6 separate regions of the Homo sapiens genome follow, and regions 1, 2, 3, 4 and 6 are each linked to region 5. The links are chromatin contacts, found by Hi-C or POLR2A ChIA-PET in ENCODE. All regions are on one chromosome and are shown on one strand. The core of a region is the stretch at or near the end of the contact, and the rest is flanking DNA. Distances in the headings are between cores, read along the strand shown.

The links. A loop is a pair of places that touch in the nucleus more often than their neighbours do. ChIA-PET counts read pairs that join two places held with the same protein, here RNA polymerase II (POLR2A). Pooled maps may share reads with other maps.
Region 1: a loop to region 5 is called in a pooled map, with 3 times the contacts of the local background. The contact joins the enhancer-like site here to the promoter of LINC01170 in region 5. A Hi-C loop is called at or near these places in 1 of 168 maps with a recorded cell type or tissue (OCI-LY7), 10 of 37 single-sample maps with no recorded cell type and 5 of 50 pooled maps. POLR2A ChIA-PET finds 5 or more read pairs at or near these places in 1 of 52 experiments (Panc1).
Region 2: a map with no recorded cell type shows a loop between it and region 5 (2.6-fold over the local background). The contact joins the enhancer-like site here to the promoter of LINC01170 in region 5. A Hi-C loop is called at or near these places in 20 of 37 single-sample maps with no recorded cell type and 5 of 50 pooled maps. POLR2A ChIA-PET finds 5 or more read pairs at or near these places in 1 of 52 experiments (Panc1).
Region 3: a map with no recorded cell type shows a loop between it and region 5 (3-fold over the local background). The contact joins the enhancer-like site here to the promoter of LINC01170 in region 5. A Hi-C loop is called at or near these places in 1 of 168 maps with a recorded cell type or tissue (GM12878), 9 of 37 single-sample maps with no recorded cell type and 4 of 50 pooled maps.
Region 4: a loop to region 5 is called in a map with no recorded cell type, with 2.1 times the contacts of the local background. The contact joins the enhancer-like site here to the promoter of LINC01170 in region 5. A Hi-C loop is called at or near these places in 21 of 37 single-sample maps with no recorded cell type and 6 of 50 pooled maps. POLR2A ChIA-PET finds 5 or more read pairs at or near these places in 1 of 52 experiments (OCI-LY7).
Region 6: a map with no recorded cell type shows a loop between it and region 5 (2.4-fold over the local background). The contact joins the enhancer-like site here to the promoter of LINC01170 in region 5. A Hi-C loop is called at or near these places in 1 of 168 maps with a recorded cell type or tissue (GM12878), 18 of 37 single-sample maps with no recorded cell type and 7 of 50 pooled maps. POLR2A ChIA-PET finds 5 or more read pairs at or near these places in 1 of 52 experiments (activated B cell).

What each region holds. Positions count from the first base shown.
Region 1 is chr5:124,033,359-124,036,599 of GRCh38, reverse strand. No RefSeq gene overlaps it. Among named protein-coding and RNA genes, the nearest start is that of LINC01170, 400 kb to the left of the region's middle. RefSeq lists an enhancer at 1,262-1,311. Within about 2 kb of position 1,504, at least 2 of the 41 ENCODE cell types and tissues checked have a DNase peak (open chromatin) inside an H3K27ac peak, as active enhancers do; they include OCI-LY7, where a contact is called at or near this core.
Region 2 is chr5:124,055,284-124,058,670 of GRCh38, reverse strand. No RefSeq gene overlaps it. Among named protein-coding and RNA genes, the nearest start is that of LINC01170, 380 kb to the left of the region's middle. RefSeq lists an enhancer at 1,770-1,959. Within about 2 kb of position 1,275, at least 10 of the 41 ENCODE cell types and tissues checked have a DNase peak (open chromatin) inside an H3K27ac peak, as active enhancers do.
Region 3 is chr5:124,901,099-124,904,621 of GRCh38, reverse strand. No RefSeq gene overlaps it. Among named protein-coding and RNA genes, the nearest start is that of ZNF608, 160 kb to the right of the region's middle. Within about 2 kb of position 2,186, at least 9 of the 41 ENCODE cell types and tissues checked have a DNase peak (open chromatin) inside an H3K27ac peak, as active enhancers do; they include GM12878, where a contact is called at or near this core.
Region 4 is chr5:124,704,347-124,707,691 of GRCh38, reverse strand. All of the region lies in intron 2 of ZNF608 (zinc finger protein 608), which reads left to right. Among named protein-coding and RNA genes, the nearest start is that of ZNF608, 41 kb to the left of the region's middle. Within about 2 kb of position 1,456, at least 9 of the 41 ENCODE cell types and tissues checked have a DNase peak (open chromatin) inside an H3K27ac peak, as active enhancers do; they include OCI-LY7, where a contact is called at or near this core.
Region 5 is chr5:124,437,219-124,440,459 of GRCh38, reverse strand. LINC01170 (long intergenic non-protein coding RNA 1170) reads left to right here and starts at 1,940. Exons shown (of 6, transcript NR_125774.1): 1 at 1,940-2,065; 2 at 2,584-2,763.
Region 6 is chr5:124,921,861-124,924,902 of GRCh38, reverse strand. No RefSeq gene overlaps it. Among named protein-coding and RNA genes, the nearest start is that of ZNF608, 180 kb to the right of the region's middle. RefSeq lists an enhancer at 1,613-1,722. Within about 2 kb of position 1,527, at least 4 of the 41 ENCODE cell types and tissues checked have a DNase peak (open chromatin) inside an H3K27ac peak, as active enhancers do.

The DNA of each region.
Region 1 (3,241 bases), core at 255-2,754, 400 kb after region 5:
ATTTGGAAAACTCACTCCCAGCAGACATAAGGCTTTTTTAAACAAAAGTTACAAAACTTTGGATAGCTCACTGGGTAGAGGACAAGATAATGAATCTGAAGCTCTTTCTGGGATTTTTATTTTCTTTCTAGAAGACATAGTAACATCACAGATGCTGATGCAAAACCTGGCACCTGAGAGATTACTGAATGTATGTCCAATAAACAAACGTATAATGAGAAAACATTCAGTAAATGAACACCTACAGTTTATCTCTTGCCACTGTCACCTTCTAGGGACCTAGTCTCTTTATTAGGAAAAACAGGTGATAATTCAGAGGACATTCCTGCTGAAATAAAGAATCTCTGATAGACGTGTTGCTGGCTAGTTGCCCTTCCTATGTGCACATGTGATAACCTGTCCTTGTACTTGTCATGGCTGTTTAGCTTCTCTGCTTCACTAGAATATACAGGGAGAAACAGCTTAGGATGTGATACAATACATACATATTGGATGGCATAGTGACCCATCTCTCCTAAAGCTTGTAGTCATAAACTGTGAATTTATTTTTCTATCTTGAAAAATGTACACATTTTTTAGACTTAGTTGAAGACATCATGAATGTGTTTCATAATTAATATAGCTTATTTCATCCATTTTTCACATAGTTATTACACTTTCAATGCTATAATTCTTTTCATCTGATATACTGGGGCACCATATTGAAACTTATTAAGTGGACAGGGGTTAAAGAGAGGGTATGAGATCGAACTTATGGGGACTCCCCATTTCTAGAACTTCCTGAGGGTATTCTCATCTTTTAAATACCCCAAAGCCTATAGCAAAATCAGTGCCCATTAAATATTTGTTGGATTAGTTAATTAATATTTTTTAAAACAGGGTGAAATGGATTACAGAAAAGATTTTTTAAATTGAGGGCAAGGCATCGCTTTAGCAAGGCTTTTCTAGGACTTGTCTTTGTGGATAAAACCCATTTGGTAATTGCTCAGCTCTCTCCTTAATTTCATCTCTAAAGACAGAGTCAGAGTCCTCAGGAATATTATACTGATTATTAATATTTGCTTAAGTATTTCCACTAAATATAAAGTAGATAATGACAGTGGAAATACATGGACATAGTTTTGATTGGTAAATAGAAAATGATTCTGTTATTATTTCCCATGCTAGTAAATTAAATCTATCTTTTGGAGACCAGCTACATCTCTTGCTATGAAAATTTTCTTAGTATTCTTTTTATCAGGGTCGACTTAAAAGGCATTGCCAGATTTCTATGCAGACTAAAATACATACACTGATGTATTTTTCTAATGTGAGTGAACAAGTGAATGCAAAATAGGGAAATTCAGTAACTAACATGATAAAGTGGTGAAACCATGAAAAACACCAGATTGGAAAAAATAGCTGAGCGGGGGTTTTCAGTTCCCTTAACAACCAAGTAGGCAACTTGATTAATGGTGCAGATTGCAGGCAATTCAGTGACCACCTGAATGAACATAAGCAGAGCATAATCACCTGACAAATAGTGGCCCGAACGTTCTGCTTTTGAAATGAGAACTGAGTAAAACTCACATCCTAGCTGAACCAAATCACCCGGCAGCCTCAAATTAGACACGTATAGAAAGAAGTTTTTAAAGTTTCTAAAACATAGTCTAAAATATAGTACTGATTTACATTATCAAAAAGCAAATTAAGAATATGTCTACTTGTAAATAAGGAGTTCAGAGTGGGAAAATAGAGAAATATTCTCATTAGATTATTGCCCTCTTTCCCAGAAATAGATGAAAGACTTCAATTCTACATCAGGATCACTATTTCTATAATCTATAGTTGTTGTTTCTTTTGTTCCATTTTTATGTTCTCAACCATTTATCAACAGCTAAAGAGACCTATTAATCATTTTCTCTAACTGCTACACTTCATAGTGTATCAATTGTAGTCTTGAAATAAAAATAAGATAAATGATTTGGCATGAATTGTGGCCTGATGAACCAAGAACAAAGATCTGACACATGGTAGATCTAAAATTCCTGCCTTATGTTTAAAATGCGCACTTACTAGACTCTTCTGATTTGCCATTTCCTTCCTATTGGCATTCGGAAAGAAGTGCAGATTATAGAATAGGGAAGTTGAATCCAAATTAAATTGCATAGTGCTTGTAAAACGAGAATAAATGTGCCCAGTAACAGTAACACTATTCTTTTTTCTGTCTTTCAGTCTTTCATAAAGGAAGTACCAAATCTTGCCCATACAGGGTACATCACAATTATTATTGATCTTATGTATGAGGCAGGCTTCTCTGCAAGGTTACACAGCACCATGGGATGAATGATAACATTTTACTGAGTGACCAAGGGCTTTTAGTAAAGCCGGTGTTTTGTCTGAGTAAGCCCAGAAAGGAATATGTTAATATAAAAACCTTTAGAAAGATTACTGTTTATAGGTATTAAATGGGCAGTAAAATGATTAGGAGACGTCTAAAAATGTGAAAGAAGAAACATGATGTAGTTAATTTATAATGTTTAACATATGAGAGACTATGTTTTGATCCTGATTTGTGCAGAGGGCCAAACAATTGCCCAATGCAAGTGTAACTTTCTAGTGTACAGACCTGGGTCACAGAGGGCCAAAACAGGGCTGTCATTTTATTATTCCCTTGATATTTTAGTATGCAACTGACAAATACATTTATGACCACTCCCTGCCCTGTACCCACGCATTGTCAGTAATATTGCCAGGAGATTATGACCTTGGTTCTCACTGTGCCCATACAGCTTCAGCATTCTTCCCAACACACTCCTATTTAATCAGGATCAGCATAGGCTTGAGGGATCAATCCCTGATTATTTATTGTGATGTGGAGCAGCTAATTCTGTATGCCTTTTTTTTCTCATCTTTTAAAAGGCTAAGAGAGGATATAATAAAATAAATAATAAAATAACTATCATATGCAAACTGCATGTATTCAGTATTTGCTCAGGAACACAGAAGCTCTCTCTGCACTCTGGGTATAAGTGGTTTTAATATAACCATTAGGGGCTTACATGTGAAGAACTGGGGAGGTGAAGATCAAAAGAGCCACCCCTGATAATCTCAGCCTGAAGTTCTGAAGCAGGTGGTCCTCAAGAGCTCCCGGGAAAGCTGATGTGAATCTCATGTCTGTCCGTATGTCTGGGTGCAAATGTCTCAGGAGAATAATGCCTACCCATCCCTTCCACCCCACATTTTCATGTGAATGCCATTC
Region 2 (3,387 bases), core at 26-2,525, 380 kb after region 5:
AACCAGAATCTCAGAATGTTATTTGGAAATAAGATCTTTGCAGATGTAGTTATTTAAAAATCTCAAGACGAAATTATCCCAGATATAAGGTGGGCACAAAGTTCAATGACAGGTATCCTTATAAAAGAGGAAAGGACACAGAGACCCAAGAAGAAGGCCATGTGGAAAGAGGGGCAGAGTTTGCAGTTATGTTGCCACAAGCCAAAGAACACCAGGAGCCACCACAAATTGGGAGAGGTAAGGAAGAATTCTCCCCTAAAGTCTTTGGAGGGAGCATAGTCCTGCTGACGTCTTGATTTCAGACTTCTGGCTCCCAGTGTTATGAGAAAATAATTTCTCGTTTTTAGACACCAAATTTTTTTATTATTTGTTATGGCATCCATATGAAATGAATACACCAGTGAAGCTATAAAGTATGAGAAAGTGGGGAGAAAGCTGAAAACTCTAAGAAATGACTTTGCTGGAGAAGGGGAAGTTCATGTCAAAGTTCATTAGCATTGAGATAAAAAAGATCAGTGCTATTCCCCATACACTGTACATTCTCCCTTGTGCCTTTATCCTAATTAATCAGATGCTGACCAGGCTTTGTATATTATCTGATGGCCATTCTCAGGAAAAGCAAGGATTTGCTGAGCTTTTGCACTTTTCTGAGATGGGGAAGGCACTGAGAAAAAGGGCGCATGACGATTTTACTACAGAAATTCTGCAGTGTGATTTGGCATCATGACAATTTGGCCATCTGCTTTGTGGAGGGAGTCCAGCACCATCAACGAGACAGTGTAATTTCTGTCACTTCTTAGAGAAGCATCCTTGTAACACAACAGTCCTTTGGTGGGTTCATTGTGTGGCAGTGTAAATTTTCATGACTAGGGTCCTCGTCCATCCTGGTTTGCCTCAGACAGCCCCAATTTATGCCTGTTGTCCTGGCTGAATTAATTACAGCCCTCCCTTTTTCACTTTGAAAAGTGTCCCTGTTTGGATGATAAATTATATAGCCACCTTAGCTATGACACAATCTCTCATTAAAAAAAAAAAAAAAAAGCTGTAAAGCTTTGCAAATTGATTTACTTTCATTTTCTTGCCAACCCCACAAGATTACTTACAATGTTTTGGAAATAGTAATTACATTTTTTTTTAAAGAGAGTTTTGCCTGGGAGTTAGAAAAGGGAAGTTCAAAAAGGGAAGTCTATGCTGTCTGTTTCCTAAAGACTGTTTCGCTCCTCCACAGCAGGTGCCCCCACCAGTGCCTCCCTACCCGCTCCCAGCTTTGGTGGCAGAGCAATGCCTCTATCCAGTGAAAGGAATTTGGCTGCTTCAGCAAGGTGACAACTGCACACATCCATATCTGCAAGGCAGGTGTAAGCTGGCATTTTGCCCAAGTCTAGCCAGACAGCTTCATAAATCCTGCCCTTACCACAGCCCGAATTACTTTTCATGACACAAAGCCAAGCTGTGTTATTCACCTAATGCCCCGATTTACAGTTCCCAAGACAAAAGAACATACAGATAGAGTTTCAGGGCTCTGTTTGCCTTCACGTTTATCTAAAGGTCAGTTTCAGGTCACGCTCAAGAAACCTGACAAATGGTGGTGAATAAACCTAAAAATAAATTAAATGCAAGTGGGAAACTTAAGCATTCCTTATTCTTGTGCCAAAAGAAAACTCAACCCAATTGACATTCTTTTAATATCTGAGATAAACAGCTGTTCTCTTATTCATGGCATCGTAGGGAATTATCATGCTCCCTTCAGCTCCTGCGCACATGTACATGTGTGTGCTTCCACATAAGGTACCCACATGTACACACATACACACGTCTCGGCGCAGTTCCCGTTTAGGTATTTGTTCTTGTGTCTTTAAGGACCTGAGTTCATGGAAGACTTGAGGGTCCTCAGAGTGAGAACTGCTCTTATCTGGAACAGTGCTGTGGTTGCCCAGGAGTACCACTCATGTCCTGCCAGGCTCAGGGGCACTAGGACGTCAAGCAGAAATCTCATCACTCTATGAACGAGAAAATCAGACCAACAAATGCCGGTCCTTGGAGAGAGATAATTGCTCATATGCCAGATTCATGAAGGTGAGAGTTGAGCAGTTAACCTGAAGAATGCTTCATGCAAATAGGCTTAGAACTGCGGAACAAGAAAGTGCTGGAGCCCCACCAACTGAAAATACCTCTGCAGAAACCTCAAGACCTCAACAGTCCATTGCCGAGTTGTTGGCCATGACAGGGCTTCTAGAGCAGCACTTAATTTACCCTTGGTAATTCTAAGGAAAATGATAGACAACAACAAAAAACCCACCTTCTGCCCTTCAGAAAACTGCAATAGACTTTGAGATCTACCCCACTATGCTGTGTTTTTCTATATGTAAACCTTCTCTATGATGTAGATTTTCCTTCCTCCCACTCCATCCCCAAACCCCCAGCCTCGCTTTTCTATTCACAAGATTGGGACAGAAATTTCACTAAGAGAAGTAAGACACTGCTGGAGAAGAAACACACTGAGCCCATCACATTTCACAGTGGGTTTGTAAATTCCAGCTGCCTCTGTTAGGGTTACAGAACAAGCCCAGAGTTGTTTCTAAAGACATAGTCAAGTAAAACTCATCACTGTCAAGCTTCTGAATGCAAGGAAGAAGTGTGGCAGATGAATGTGTTTCTGTGACTGGTTTGAAAACCTGCCATATGGTTTGTGGACAGTAGCATTTGGACAACTGAGGTATAAAGGAGTCTTATGGCACCATCAGCAGCCACATTTGCTCACTCTCACCCTCTCAGCTCTCACTTGTCCCACACGTACAGATGGGGCCCTACTGCAAGACTTTTTGGCTTTCCTCCTAACAGCTTCCATTGACTTACAAAGAGTGCAGGCTGGAAGCACTGGGATTTCATTCCCCCAGAGAGCAGCCAATGGCACATGGGAGTTGGTGGATATATACCCCAGTGGTGAGAACTCTGAGATATGTTTTACACTGGCTCTCAACAGTCCCCAGTGGGGTTATGCCCCCATTGCCCACCATGATAACTGGCTCAGTAGGGCACCGTTTAGCGGCTTCTTTACCTTCCCTCTCTCATTTCCTCATCCCACTACTGGTGCTACTTGGATCCCCTCACAAATAAAGCACTTGTATTAAAATCCTTATCTGGAGTCAGATCCTGGGGGATCCCAGCCTAAGAAAGCACACTATGAGGATATCTGTGAAAAGGCAGGTGGAACTACATAGATTATGTGACTTGTGTCTGAAGAGTGAGCCCCATAGGGCATTTGGAAATGGCACAGAGGATGTGCCCTGGAGTATCCACATGTATTGATGGAGGTTATAGAATGTGAACTTCCAGATGCAAATGTACTAGTAAAAAGTGCATTATTTGTGTGCATGTGCAAGCCAG
Region 3 (3,523 bases), core at 937-3,436, 460 kb before region 5:
CTCCAGCCTGGGTGACAGAGCGAGAGTCCGTCTCAAATAAAATAAAATAAAAAACGAGCATGGTGGGGTGATCTATGCACATTATGATTTGTCTGAGAATCATTTGTTTGGCGCTTTGCTTGCTTGAAGATGACTCCATTAGTTTCCCACTTACGAGTGAAGGTTAGTGACTTAGTCTTCCTGAGCTTCAGTTTCCTCATCTATAAAATGATATTATAACATCTATTTTGTTGAATAGTTGTAAAAATTAGTGACAGCATAAACCTGGTATACCAAAAGGCTACAGACAAACTAGTATAAATTTGTTATTCACTATGTCCATTGCTTTGTGTATTTACCACATTTTATAAAAGCGACTAGAATCCTAGAATGCCCCACAAAAACCTTCTGGGCCTAAAATTGCAATCAAGTGGGTCATAATACATTAGCCTGACTTCTGAATACTAGAAGTTTGACAGAGCCCAGCTCATCCATCATGGACCCATCACTGGACACAAAACCTTCCCTGGTTGCCTCAGCCAGAAATAAACCTTCCAAACGTGGTGTTCTAATTTGCCTTGTACTTTTCCCATACAATTCTTCACACCCCGTCTTCGCTTAGAATTATTTGTAGACAGATCTTGGATCTGTATTCCCAGCACTTAGCACAGTGCCTCAAGCACCAGAACTAAAAAGGGGTTTGTGAATTTCACTGTCTTGTGGCAACTTTACAGCCTAACCCCACGTGGATGACTAAATGAATCAAAAAGTGAATGTATTTAGAGATTATCTGCTCTTTCTTTATTCTTCTGTGGTGAACCCTCTCTCCCACTTTTTTCTCCACTGGCTTCTAAACTGTGTCTCTTGAAGTTTGTCCGCCACCTCCCGCCCACATCATTTCCCCACAGTTGATCAGTTGACAGTAAAAAGACAGCAAGGAGGCTGATGTCTGGATGGCTGGATCATTTCTAAGCTGGGTATTTGCAGATCAGGGGTTTCCTGCACTTTGACAAGGATTTTTAAGCGAGTATGGTAAACAGAAAGTTGTAGATTGAGACTCTATAAAGGTGAATCAAAGTGTCTTTTGAAATCACTGGTTTCCCCATATCCCTATTGCCATATCCCTCATTATTCAGAGAAATTACAGAAAAGAGAGGTTAGCCTTCCAGGGTTACTAGTGATTTGCTGTGTTGACCTTTGACATGCTCTTTAATCTCTTAGGACTTTAGTATTTTCATCAATAATAATAACAACCTGTTCTAATTACATCACAGCCTTGCTAGGCAAATCATATGAGAGTAGTATATAAAAGATATACTACTATATTACTAGAACTAGATATTAAAAAAGGACTAGGTTAGCTTGTGTAAATAGCTTTTTAAATAATGAATGCTATGTGAATCAATATATTAATAATGAGAAAAATTAGATTTGCTTGAAAACAAAATGCTATTAAAAACAGGAAGAAGCCATGGGAAAAAAGTTTAATTTGTCATTATAACAGGTAAAGAATATTGCTATAGTCACCTTCATAATGCTCTGAGCTTCCTACCCTTACAGTGAACATTCAATACATTTGGAATAAAGAACACGTTTGAGATACACTATCAAATCAAAATGGTTTTCCTGGTTTGATCAGTGGTGGAAATCGAGGCTATTAATTTAATATCCACTCCTTCTCACCATGCACACTGGGTCATTATTTAACTGTGAGCAAATGGTCTAGGTGACTCTTAGCAAATCCTGAAAATATGTAATTTCCATTCCCACTACCAATTCCGATCAAGGCCATTCTGAAGTGCAGCAAATGAGTTTAAGTACAGGGTTGACACTGCACCGAGTACTGGCACTTTCTTGCTCCAGAGGAAGACAAATGTAAATGCTTGAAAAAACACAGTTGAGAGAATAATTGAAAATGCGTTCAATGTCTTCATCCTCTGAGAATATGTGTGTGCATGTGTGTATTTGTAGTTGCTCTTTCATAAAATGTGTATGTGTCTGTTTTGATTCTGAAGCTTCCCTCTGGTGTGGGTAGGTTTCACAGAGGGGTTCTGGCTTGTAAAGGTTAACCATGCAGAAATCAAGGCTTTGTGCATTTTTGCAAAGGTCACACTCATCAGCAGTTCCGGAAAGACTGCTGGGCAGGGCCATGGTAACCACCCCATGAGTGAACCATGGCTCTGGGTTTCATTTCCTTTAAGAACACCGCTACAGCCCCTGGTTGTGTCACCAAGAGATAAAGAGGCTGCTCAGTCACTTGAAATTCAATTTGTACATTACTCCAACCTAGCCCACCTCTTTCCTTCATGGTGTTTGGCAGCTGCTTGCTGGCACTCTGCATTTCAAATGCCTGAGCTGCAGGAAGCTGTTTAATAAGTGGGATAGGTTTTGATTAATGTAACAAGCTAAAAATAGACCATGATGTAATGCATATCTCAGCAGGAATCACAGAGCAAATTGGACGGTTTCAAAGGACCATGCTGCAGCAGAGAGTTTCTCTAAAGAAATATATTTATGTTTTTATAGCACCTTGAAGGGTCAAATTGTAGAATGAGTACATTTTGGACATGGAAGCTTGTCCTGTGGGTCTTTGAATAGCAATTATAGGTGACCACACAAGAAGCTCCAGAGAAAACTGGATATTTGACACTGACTCAGGTACACTAAGGGTCATCTATACTTCACCAAACACCCTGGTATTATTATTTTTAAAAACAGCAAAAGCGAATAGAAATGGTAGCAGTAAAATTCTGGCAGTATCTGTAAACTCAGTTATTTAAGTATTGCATTTAGTTTCGTCTAATGATCTAAAAGCCTCATGTAGTCCTATGTTTAAAGGCATTGATTTAAATTTCTCATTTCTTAGTGGATAAAATAATTAGAATTCATGTTGCTTGGTTTAAGAAAGACCAATGAAAAGAAAAGCAATAGACTTGTACGGCAAGATTCCCTTATATTTACTGAGAAATGGCACAATATGTAAATGAAATGTGGGATCACTTTTCTTAAGGGAGCAATAATTAAAGATTAAAAACAAAGTCTGGAATGTACTAAAAAGAAATGAAGGAAATAAATTCATTGTTTGTAATTGTTGTTTACTAAATCTATACATTGTAAGTTGCTAAAAATCACTTTGGATATTTAGTCAAAGTATGTGTGTCTGTGTATGTGTGTTGATGTGGTGTGGTGGGGGTAAGGGATGGGGGAAAATCTTCCCTTGCTATAAATGCAAATGAGTGTGTGGAAAAAATTATGTTTTTGTATTTTTCTCTACAAGTAATTTCACCTTCCCACTATGAGAATCTGTGTACTTTATAAATGGTCCCACACTCTGGTTACTGTAAAGATGTTGACTTGTTACCTTGCCAGTGAGGGAGAGCCAAAATTAACATTCTTAGGCTGTATGAGTAATATTTTTCCTAGAGAACTTGCCTATCTACTCAAAGTACTCATCTCATGGGATAGTCAATTAATACAACCAAGGTATAGATTCCATGAAAGTAAGTTAATGCCAAAAAGAGCAAAATTTGCCCAGCCAATGACC
Region 4 (3,345 bases), core at 207-2,706, 270 kb before region 5:
TCGCCTCTAAAGAGCTGTGATTTCCCCTACGTAGTAGTGGAGTCTCTTTCTAATGCTTTTTAAATGAAGAGGTGACTATGGGCAATCTCATAAAACAGCCCAATACCAGGATATGGAGAAAACGTGAACATTAAGTAATCGTGCCCCAGCATTCTCATAGACTATAACAATATTGGCTCTGAGCAAAGTAAAACACCATTCCCCCTCTGGTTGTTGGTGATCCCGGGATTGAGGGGTTAATAGCAGGATCGGTGTGGATATTTTTGGCAATAGACGTGAGAAAGCTGTGGCAAGCTTCCCTGTCAGGGTTTAGACCTGATCCCAGGTAAAGGAGGGAATCTCTCTGCCTTCTGGAGGCTTGCTTCTCGGCAGTCCTGGGTTTCGCCTTCTCCTTCTACCTGGCAGCAGAGCCACCTGAATGTCTCTTTGTTGGGTCTGGGTGGAGCAGGAGTGCTCGAGGGAGCACTCTCCAGCCCTACCCTGGCCACCTATCCTCACTGGCTGTCGGTTTCCTGGTACTGAAAGCATCACTGACCAACACAGTGAAATGCCCCAGTGATGAAAAGCTGTCCCCACCAACACTCCAGCTTTGGATCCTTCCTTGCCCATCAGCACTCAGGAAGCCCTTGAAAGAAGGTGAACGGAGAAAATATTGCCAGGGTTTCCCTGCAGATTGCCCGCCCCCAACCCAGCCCTCTGATTACACACACTAAGTGCCGCTCTCTGTGTAAATAACCTTTTCTTCCCTGCCTCCCTTCAGCCTCCCTGCTCCCCCTCCCATGCTCTTAGGCTCTCTCGCGTGATAAATAGCCAGGCTACTGCTCAGCATGCACTAACACCTGGGAATAATCATGCAAAAATAACAGTGAGAGACTGCCGCGCGTCTGTTCTTGACATTAACTTTCCTCGGTTTGACAGGCTGCCACCACCAGCTGTTAGACTTATGGGTCTTTTTTTTCCAGTGGAGATGGCTGCTTTCCTGCTTTCCTCTTTTTTTGGGTTCTAATAGGTTACATCAGTGTCCTATCAAGATGACAGAAAAGAGCTTTGACAAAGAAACCATTGCTAAAACAGGCCAGTTCTCTATTCTGATATTTTATTCCAGTTGTTAGTATTATTAGACTAATAATCCCCCACTGATTTTTAAATGAGGAATATCTGATTAGAACTATATTAGTGTTTCTCCCCTCAGAAAGGGATTTGTTGTTGCCTCTTGTGAATTGCCTTTGAATGTAGCAAATACTAGCATTTGGTCCCATAGGGCCAAACCACCTATCGATTTCAGGTCTCAGATATATTTGTAATAATGATACTAATATTGACAATAGCAATAGCCCCTGTTTATTGAGTGCTACCTTCTACCAGGCCCTGAGCTAAAGTTATTTGTATGATCTTCTGTAGTAGTCACATGAGCCAGATGTTATTTCCGTTTTACAGATGAAGGCACTGATTCCCCAGAGCGATCAAACTACTTGCTTAAGGTTTTGTAGCTAACAGTAGAGCTGGATTCCAACCCCCAGTGAAGACAGATCCCTGCCCCACCCTGTCTTCCATTAACACGCTACTTTTTGCTCTCAGGCCACCATGAAAGTTCCTTTGGTTGTAGTTCTACAATTATCCTTGTAATTTTGCTATATTTGTATGATTATCTGACCAGTGTCACAGTCTTGCCCACTACACAGTCAGTCCAGAAGGGCAGGGACCTGGTCTGTTTGGGCCACTCTTGTTCTAGCAGGTTGCACGGTGCCTGGCAAATGGCAGGTGTGTAGTAATTATTGGGTGGATGTGTGATAAGAGTTGAGGTGAGCTGACTGTTAGGGCAGCAGTGCATGAGAAAAAGCTGCAACTAGAGATTAGGAGGAGGAGATTCTGTAGTAGTACGGGACTCATCAGGGCCTTCATGGTGATCCCATCATTGCCATAAAATTGTAAAATGGAGGTGGGTTAAGCCAGTTGACTGCTGCCAGATGTCAGTGTATGAAAGAAGCAGTATTTCCCCAGGCTGAGCTTCTCAAGGTTAAGCCCCCTTTCTTGTATTTTTAACATACTTTAATTGCACTTAACCATGCATTTGGAGGGGATTATAGATTTATGTTAAATATAGTAGGATATAAAAAGGAGCTTTGGAAGGTTGGGTGCAGGGTTAGGGAACTATAATATCAGACCAGGGACTTTTAAGCCAGTGTTTACTGACCTAAGCACTATGCTGAGCATTCACTTTGCACGGATTATCTCACTGAGTCTTCACTGCAACGCTTGTGGGGGTAATTGTTATTATTACTCCCATTTCTTAGAACTAGACACTGAGTCTTAGAGAAGAGAAGCGCGGTAACTTGCTCAGGGTTCCACACAGCAAGTACTGACAGGGTCAGCATTTGAACCCAATTCTGTCTGCTAACAGAACCAGAGGTTCAAGTCCTGGTATGCTGCCTCCTCACTGGAGGGAGTCCTTGTGGAAACTGTTGCCACCCTCTGCCTTAATGACCTTCATTGGCTGAAGAAATTATGGTTCAGTGTATGGATCACTGACCTGAGAAACCAGGGTGCAGTGGAGTTGATCTTTTGTATAAGGCAAAAATAACTACTGAAAATGCTTTAAAATCCTCCTTTACATATGATACATGTGACTTCACGTTTGACACTGAGATACACAAGAGAACTGAAACCTTTTGGGGGGAAATTCTTACCTAGCAGAAAGAATTGGCCACACTCTTTGAATTACTTCCCTTCCACCCTTCTTCTGTTTCCCAGTGTATGTTGAACTCCTGTCAATTTTCTGCTTGTGGGATGCCATCGTTTTATGTGTACCTAGGCTGCCACTAGAGACAGCTTATTACACTTGTACAAATATGGGCCACAGTTTTCTCTCGACTGAGTAGGTTGGGCTAGGCGACATTCTGTGATTGTTTCAGGCAGAGGGTGGAAGCACAAACTCCAGCATTCTCTGGTTGGGCAAGTCACGTGGCAAGGCTGCAGTGAAGCTCAGTTCTGTCAGTTGATGCCATGAGGAATGTGGGCCCAGGAGAGCACATAATCCAATAATTATTTTACGAAATAGGAGAAATTTAAATTCTTTCCTAATTTATTAAAGTGTTGCTAAAAAAAACTGGAATGTTTTAAAAAGTAACATACCTGCCAAATAAAAACACCTCTGGGAGTGGCTGTAATCCCCACCTGCAAATCCTGTTCTTGCTGGCGACCTCTAAGGAAGAGGGGCCTATGGTAGACCACACGGGGAGACTTTGTGCTCCACCTCCTCCCCAATCCCGACATCTCACAGTGAATGGGGAGAAACTGCGATTCTCCTCTCATTTGGTTCTCCTCTCACTGGTAGTGCTGGTCTGG
Region 5 (3,241 bases), core at 691-3,190:
TGTTGAGCCCAATCTCTCTCCCCTACTACAAAACTGTATTGCAGCAGTATCTACTTTTATCACAATAGCCCTGAATAAAGTCTACCTAGCCATTTTAACAAATGTCAGAAAAATTGTTTCTTTACCAGCATGTTGGATGAAAATGTTAGTTGTTAAGAATTACTCTTCAAACAGAAGTAGTCTAATTGAATGACAAATGCTCACCCAATGATTTTATGTCTTAAGATTGTCATGGAGAATTATCTTATTATAAATTCCTGCTTACTCTTGAAGCTTCAATATAATTTCACCACTTTTTTTTAAGCTTCAGGATCAAAAAATATCCCACGATTTTCAATGAAATTAATCTGTGTGCTTAATTTGATGCTCCATTTAAAAAACAATACAGTGTCTCTGATAGTACCTCAGAAATAAATACCGTATGGCCTGGCATGGTGGTGTGTGCCTGTAGTTCCAGTTACTTGGGAGCTCCCGAGGCCAGGAGTTTGAGGCCAGCCTGGGCAGCATAGTGAAATCACATCTCAAGAAATTTTTTAAAGTTGTAAAAAAAAGAAATAAGTACTATAACTAGCAGCTGCCATCCTATATGAGAGGGTTACTCTATGTGTACATCTCCAGATGAAGGGTGACTCAGAGTAACACCACATTTAGTGCGATGCCATACCCAGTTTCACACTCTCAGATGAGGCTTTGTTATTCTTGAAGACTGAGGTCCCGTAGGTAGCCTGGAAAACAGTTCACAAAAGGCTCTCTGAATAGTGAATGCACATGCTTAACAAATCTGTTTTTGCTAGTCTCCATTACCTTCCTTCAGCAGGTGTAAAGCTTTAGTTCTGATATTCCTCTCCATTGTAGATGCCTGGCTCTAAGCCTTCTTTGTTTCTACCCAGATGCCAGCTTCTAGTTAACTATTCTTTTTTTTTTTTTTTTAAGCTACCAACCATCTGGAGGAAATCTGATTGGGGCTAGGGTCATTTTTGTACCTTTTAAAATGCGGTGTAGGTAAAAGGATTTGTCAAACCCATGAATGACCCTTCTCAGATCTCAGAGGCACTTCAGATTGGCAAGGGACTCCTTCATGAAGAAGCTGACTCAAGCAGAGGTAGCAACAGAGGCAAAGAGGAGCATGCTGAAGCTACAAGATGGGTTGAGAAATATAGATCTGCCCAATTATAATTCAAACAAAAACAAGTGAGAAACTGTAGTCGGTTGAGGCACTCTTGGCCGAGCATCTGGGCTTGGCATGCATGCATGCATAATTAGGCTTCAGGCAGCTGCAGGCTTCCACAGTGCAACAGGGCAGGCAGGATATCATAATACACAGTAGGTTGCATATCAATGAAACTCTTTTTAAATTCACATGAAGCCTAAGATAAAAAGACATCAGCAAAAATTAAACAGCATTCAAAACGGCAGTGAATTGTGATACAGGCCACCAGGAAAACGATGAAACCCGACCTGGTTTCCCCCCATTGTTCTGTTTCCTTCACACAAATAGATTAGAGCAACAGTGCTGACTTTGTTTTAAAATACACACACTCATTAGATCAAAGTGATCAATGCACATTTAAGCAACTTTCAAGGCATCACAGGAAGAGTGAAATGGTCTGCTTTATTTTGAAAGACAACAGAGAAAATCACACACATGCATCGGGGCATTGTGATATGCAGATGGTTGGCTTTCAGAAGAATTAAATATTCATGGAAGATAAAAATCTCTCTCATTATATTTTTAATGTATATGAGGCTTTGGGCTCAATGCCCTCTGTGTTCACATAACAGACAGACCCTGTTCTCCAAACACATGGATCTGCACACAAGGACGGCTCAGATCACATCCCGAGATGTCACCCTGGCCCGGGCCGGTCAGGCCCTTCCACCGCAGGGCTGCCCCATGGCAGCCAGTGACACCGCTGAGACAACTTTGCCGTGGCCTTACTTTCATTTCCTTGGTTGTTCAGTTTATGGCAAAAGACCCTCAGCTGTGTTTTGTTTACTAATTCCCCTAAGCCTGCCTTAAATCCAGACTGCCAGGGCCACAGGAAATCTTTCAGACCCCTGACAGGTACGGGTAAGTCTCTGAGGTACCTGGGCGTTTGCATTTGCTTCTATTACTAACCCACGTGCAGCATTATAACCTTCCTGCTTTTTCTTGTTTATTCCATGTCTTTGTTTGACAGAGATTCAAAGGGGTTTCTCAGAGGCTTTTAATCTGATTAACTACACATGGGTGACCACTGTAAGGGTTGGGATGCTACAGGACAGGCAGCACTGTCGGGTAGGGTCAGATTTGTCATCCCTCCTGCCCTCGCTTTCCCCAACACACTCCCAGTTTTCCCCTCCCCCACCCCGTGTGCCAGCTCACTCAGAAAATAGGATTCCAGATATGCTTTTATTGAGGAAGAATAATTAAAAAAAAAGATGTGTTTCTTCTTCATAGGGTGCTGAAATAATGAATTTATTAACCTTAGATCAGTGAAATGAATGAAAACTAAACCTGCTTAAAGGAAAGCATTAAGGTGAGAAAAATAAATATTCCTCTACATTTCAATTTGATTCTGAATTTAGTTCATTTTACTCCAGTTAGAAAATTGGCTCCACCTATGGCATTCACTGGAGTAGTCATCATCTTCTACACCGTGTCATTTTCCGTGCTTCTTTGTACATACATTCTTTCCTATGCTTTAAGACTGTATCGTCTATAGAAGATGAGTAATTATGATGAAGACTGAATCGTCACAGCATTTTGTTGTTGGCGTTCAGGTAATTGTAGCTGCGCGTGAGGTAGTTATTTGACCAGGTCTAATGTGTTGAATTGGTCTCTTGCTTTTTTTTTTTTGGTCACTGCTGTTGCCCTCCAATAAATTCCATCTTATCTTCAACTTAGATTTAAATACATGTGTTTTCTAGGTGTTGTTTCTATGCTCATATTTTAAACACAAGCATAAATGTACTTACATTACTGGATTCCAAAATGTAAATAGGTAGGACACTCAGGAATCAGATCTAACTTCCTTTTATCCCCCTGTCTGTGAACTGTGCTTTCAGTAAAAAGTAATGTTTCCATGTTGGGAATTCCCATTATTTCTTTTAAATATCCTCTAAAGCCCTGGTTTAAATAGGAATCAAAGTTCTTATTCCAGTGAGTGGAACAATGCAGTAATATAGATGTAGGGATCAAAGACATCACTGAACCATCAGCCTCCTGCCTCCAGTGTAGCCAGCCATCCTCAGCCATCCC
Region 6 (3,042 bases), core at 278-2,777, 480 kb before region 5:
GCCTTTGCACTGGCTGTTCCTTCCACTCTGGCCTCTCTCCTTTGAGATGTTTTCATGGGTTACTCTATTACTTCTTTCATGTCTTTGCTGAAATATCACACTCTTAGTTAGGCCATCCCTAACCTCTGTGTTTCGAACTTCACACCACCTTCCACCTTCAGTACCCCTCTTGCCCACCTTTCTCATTTCTTTTATTCTATACCCCTTTTCACTTTTTGATATGTGATATAAATTATTCATTGATATTTATTATCTGCCTCTCCTCATTTCCACTCCAGTGGAATGTTCAGCTTCAAGGGGGCAGGGACTTTTGTCTGTTTCGTTCACTGTTGTATCTCAGTTTTAGAACAGTATGTGGCAAACAGTAGTCACTCAGTGAATATCTGCTGAATCAATGAATGAATCAATCAATAAATACTATTATAAGGCCAGGTGCAGTGGCTCACACCTGTAATATCAGCACTTCGCGAGGTCAAGGTGAGAGTATTGTTTGAAGCTAGGGGTTTAAGGCCAGCCTAGGCAACAATGCAAGATCCTGACTCTACAAAAGTAAAAATAAAAATTAGCTGGGCACAGTGGCACATGCCTATAGTCATAGCTACTCAGGAGGCTGAGGGGCTGAGACAGGAGAATCACTTGAGCCCTGGAGTTCGAGGCTGCAGTGAGCAAGACCCCAACTCTAAAAAAAATAATAATAATTTAAAAAAATTCTTTAGAAATACTATTATAAGCCTTTTATTTAGGGTTAGGAAGTAATCTCCAGAAGAAGAACTAAAAAATAAAAAGGTCTTTGCTGCTAGTAATAGGCCTGAGTGTGGAGGAGGGTACTTTTCTTTATAAAGTACTTTCTTATACTACTTGATGGTTTTTATCATGTGCATGTATTACTGTGATAAAATTTCAAAAAACTTTTGAATATGCCCCTGTGCCTGGAAAAATCATAGGATAACAATGCAGGAAGCCTAGCCAACAACAATTTGCTTTATAGTAAATTGCTCTAAATCTGTTTTGAGAGCAAACTATTGAATCTGCTAATGGTACATACAGATGGTGCAAAACAATAAACTTCTTTTGGGTGTTGGGTGTAATTTTAAAGAGTATCTTTTATCATGCTTTAAAGCAACTTCAATCTATTTATATGATCAAGCTTCATATTATTATGTTAAGTTCCAAATATTTCACAATGGGTATAAAATGCACAGGGATGTCATTATTCAAGACTTTATATAAAACATGATTTATTGATTCTCTAAATGTGGGTGGAGAAATAATGGAAATAATTTTTCATATGCTGATAACTGACATATGTGAATGCTTGCTAATTTGAGGGAGGTAGGAAGGAAAGGATGGAAGTAACAAAAATAATTTTGTCTAAGGTTGCAAGTGACATAAATTCAAACAATTGCTTTTTCAGTCTTCTGGCTTGCTCTATTCAATGTTTGCTGAGCTTTAGAGAAGGCTGAATCCCACCATGGCAAACTGCCATCTTTGTCAGAAGCAAAGAGCTGTTTACATTCAAGGCACATAATAAGTGCAATGTGAAGTGAAAAACAGTGTGAGTTCTATTATGGCTGATTAGCCCATTGTACACTGTTACAACTAACATCTTCCTTGTGCTAAAAATAGTGTGAAGTCACGGGACCTCAAGCAGCATGATCCATCAGTACTGTACTCTTTCACAAGATTGCCAACAAAAGCTGCCTCTAACTCCCCAGAAAACTAAAAGGGCCACTTATTCACTTCAGTTGTCCTCCAAAATATGTAGTTTATCTGAGCTGTTAGGAAACCTGTCAGAAAATGAGGTGCAGGGAATTGACAGTGTCCAAAAAATAGATTTGTCTTCTCTGCTGTTTCCTTTTGAAAACTAGATCCTTAATACAAGCATCATAAAAGTCAGCTGGTTGCTGTTAAACTTGCATTGTTAGCTGCTTCTTAATCACAGTAGTGGTGGAATTAGTGCATATTTTGATGCATTGGCTACCAGTAGCCCAAACAAATAAATAAATCTCCCTGAAGTGACAGAAACAGGAGGCAGTGGTTTGAATAAACTCTGAGTCCTAGGTCATTTCATCACCAAGTCAATAGCCCTTCTCGTTGAAGGGGGGAAAACAAACTGCTTTCTATTCTATTGAAAGCCTGGAAGAATTTGCACCACAGTAATCCTAAATCCAGAGGCAATCTATTAAGAACTCAGCATTACCAATCCTGAGACTCAACTGATAAGCACATTCTTTTCCCCCCTTCCACATTAATCCTCTTAAAGACTGTGCTAAGTAATGAAAAGGTGCGATGAAAGAGGCCCCCCTTTTTTATTACAACCATATAAACTGCTTGTGTAAATGTTTCATTAACAAACTGCTGGACTCATATTTAATTTCCTTGGCCTTCCTCCCCGTTCCTCCCGGTACGGTGCTCCTGGGTATGGCATGACTAAATGTGTGATTTACACGTTTCAGAGAAACATTCCCACACTTGAATGCTGTAGCATGACAAAGGAAAGGGAGGGGCTGAGAGAGAGGTGTTGAACCTATTGTAGACATTTTAATTTACAATTCTCTTTTTATGGGCTTTAAAAAGATGAATGACTTGCACTCACTTATCAGTTTATGTTTCATTTCTCAGTTCTTTCTAATAAGTACTGGTCTGCATGTAAGTGCCTTTGGCTCACTCATTTGAGGCTGACCCTTTTGAAGACATAGATATTCTAACATACTAAGAAGAAAAGGAAGATGAATTCCAATGTATATCCAGTGTGCAAAGAACTCTTCTGTGAACAACATAAAGGCCAAAATACATGGCTTACCTTTACTTTGAATATGTCAAATGATGCGGGATGTTTTGTGGAAATATACATCCTGTGTTTTTCCCCGAGGTCATCTAGTTACAATCTGATGTTTTGTTGCTTTAGCTAATCTGGTAAATCCTAACAATGCTTTCATTATCTATTTTAATGGTGGCATCTTAGTATAAAATTAACTTTCCTTTCAGACAAGCAAGATATGCCTGTGGCACCTACTGAATTCGTCAATATCCAGTCACAGG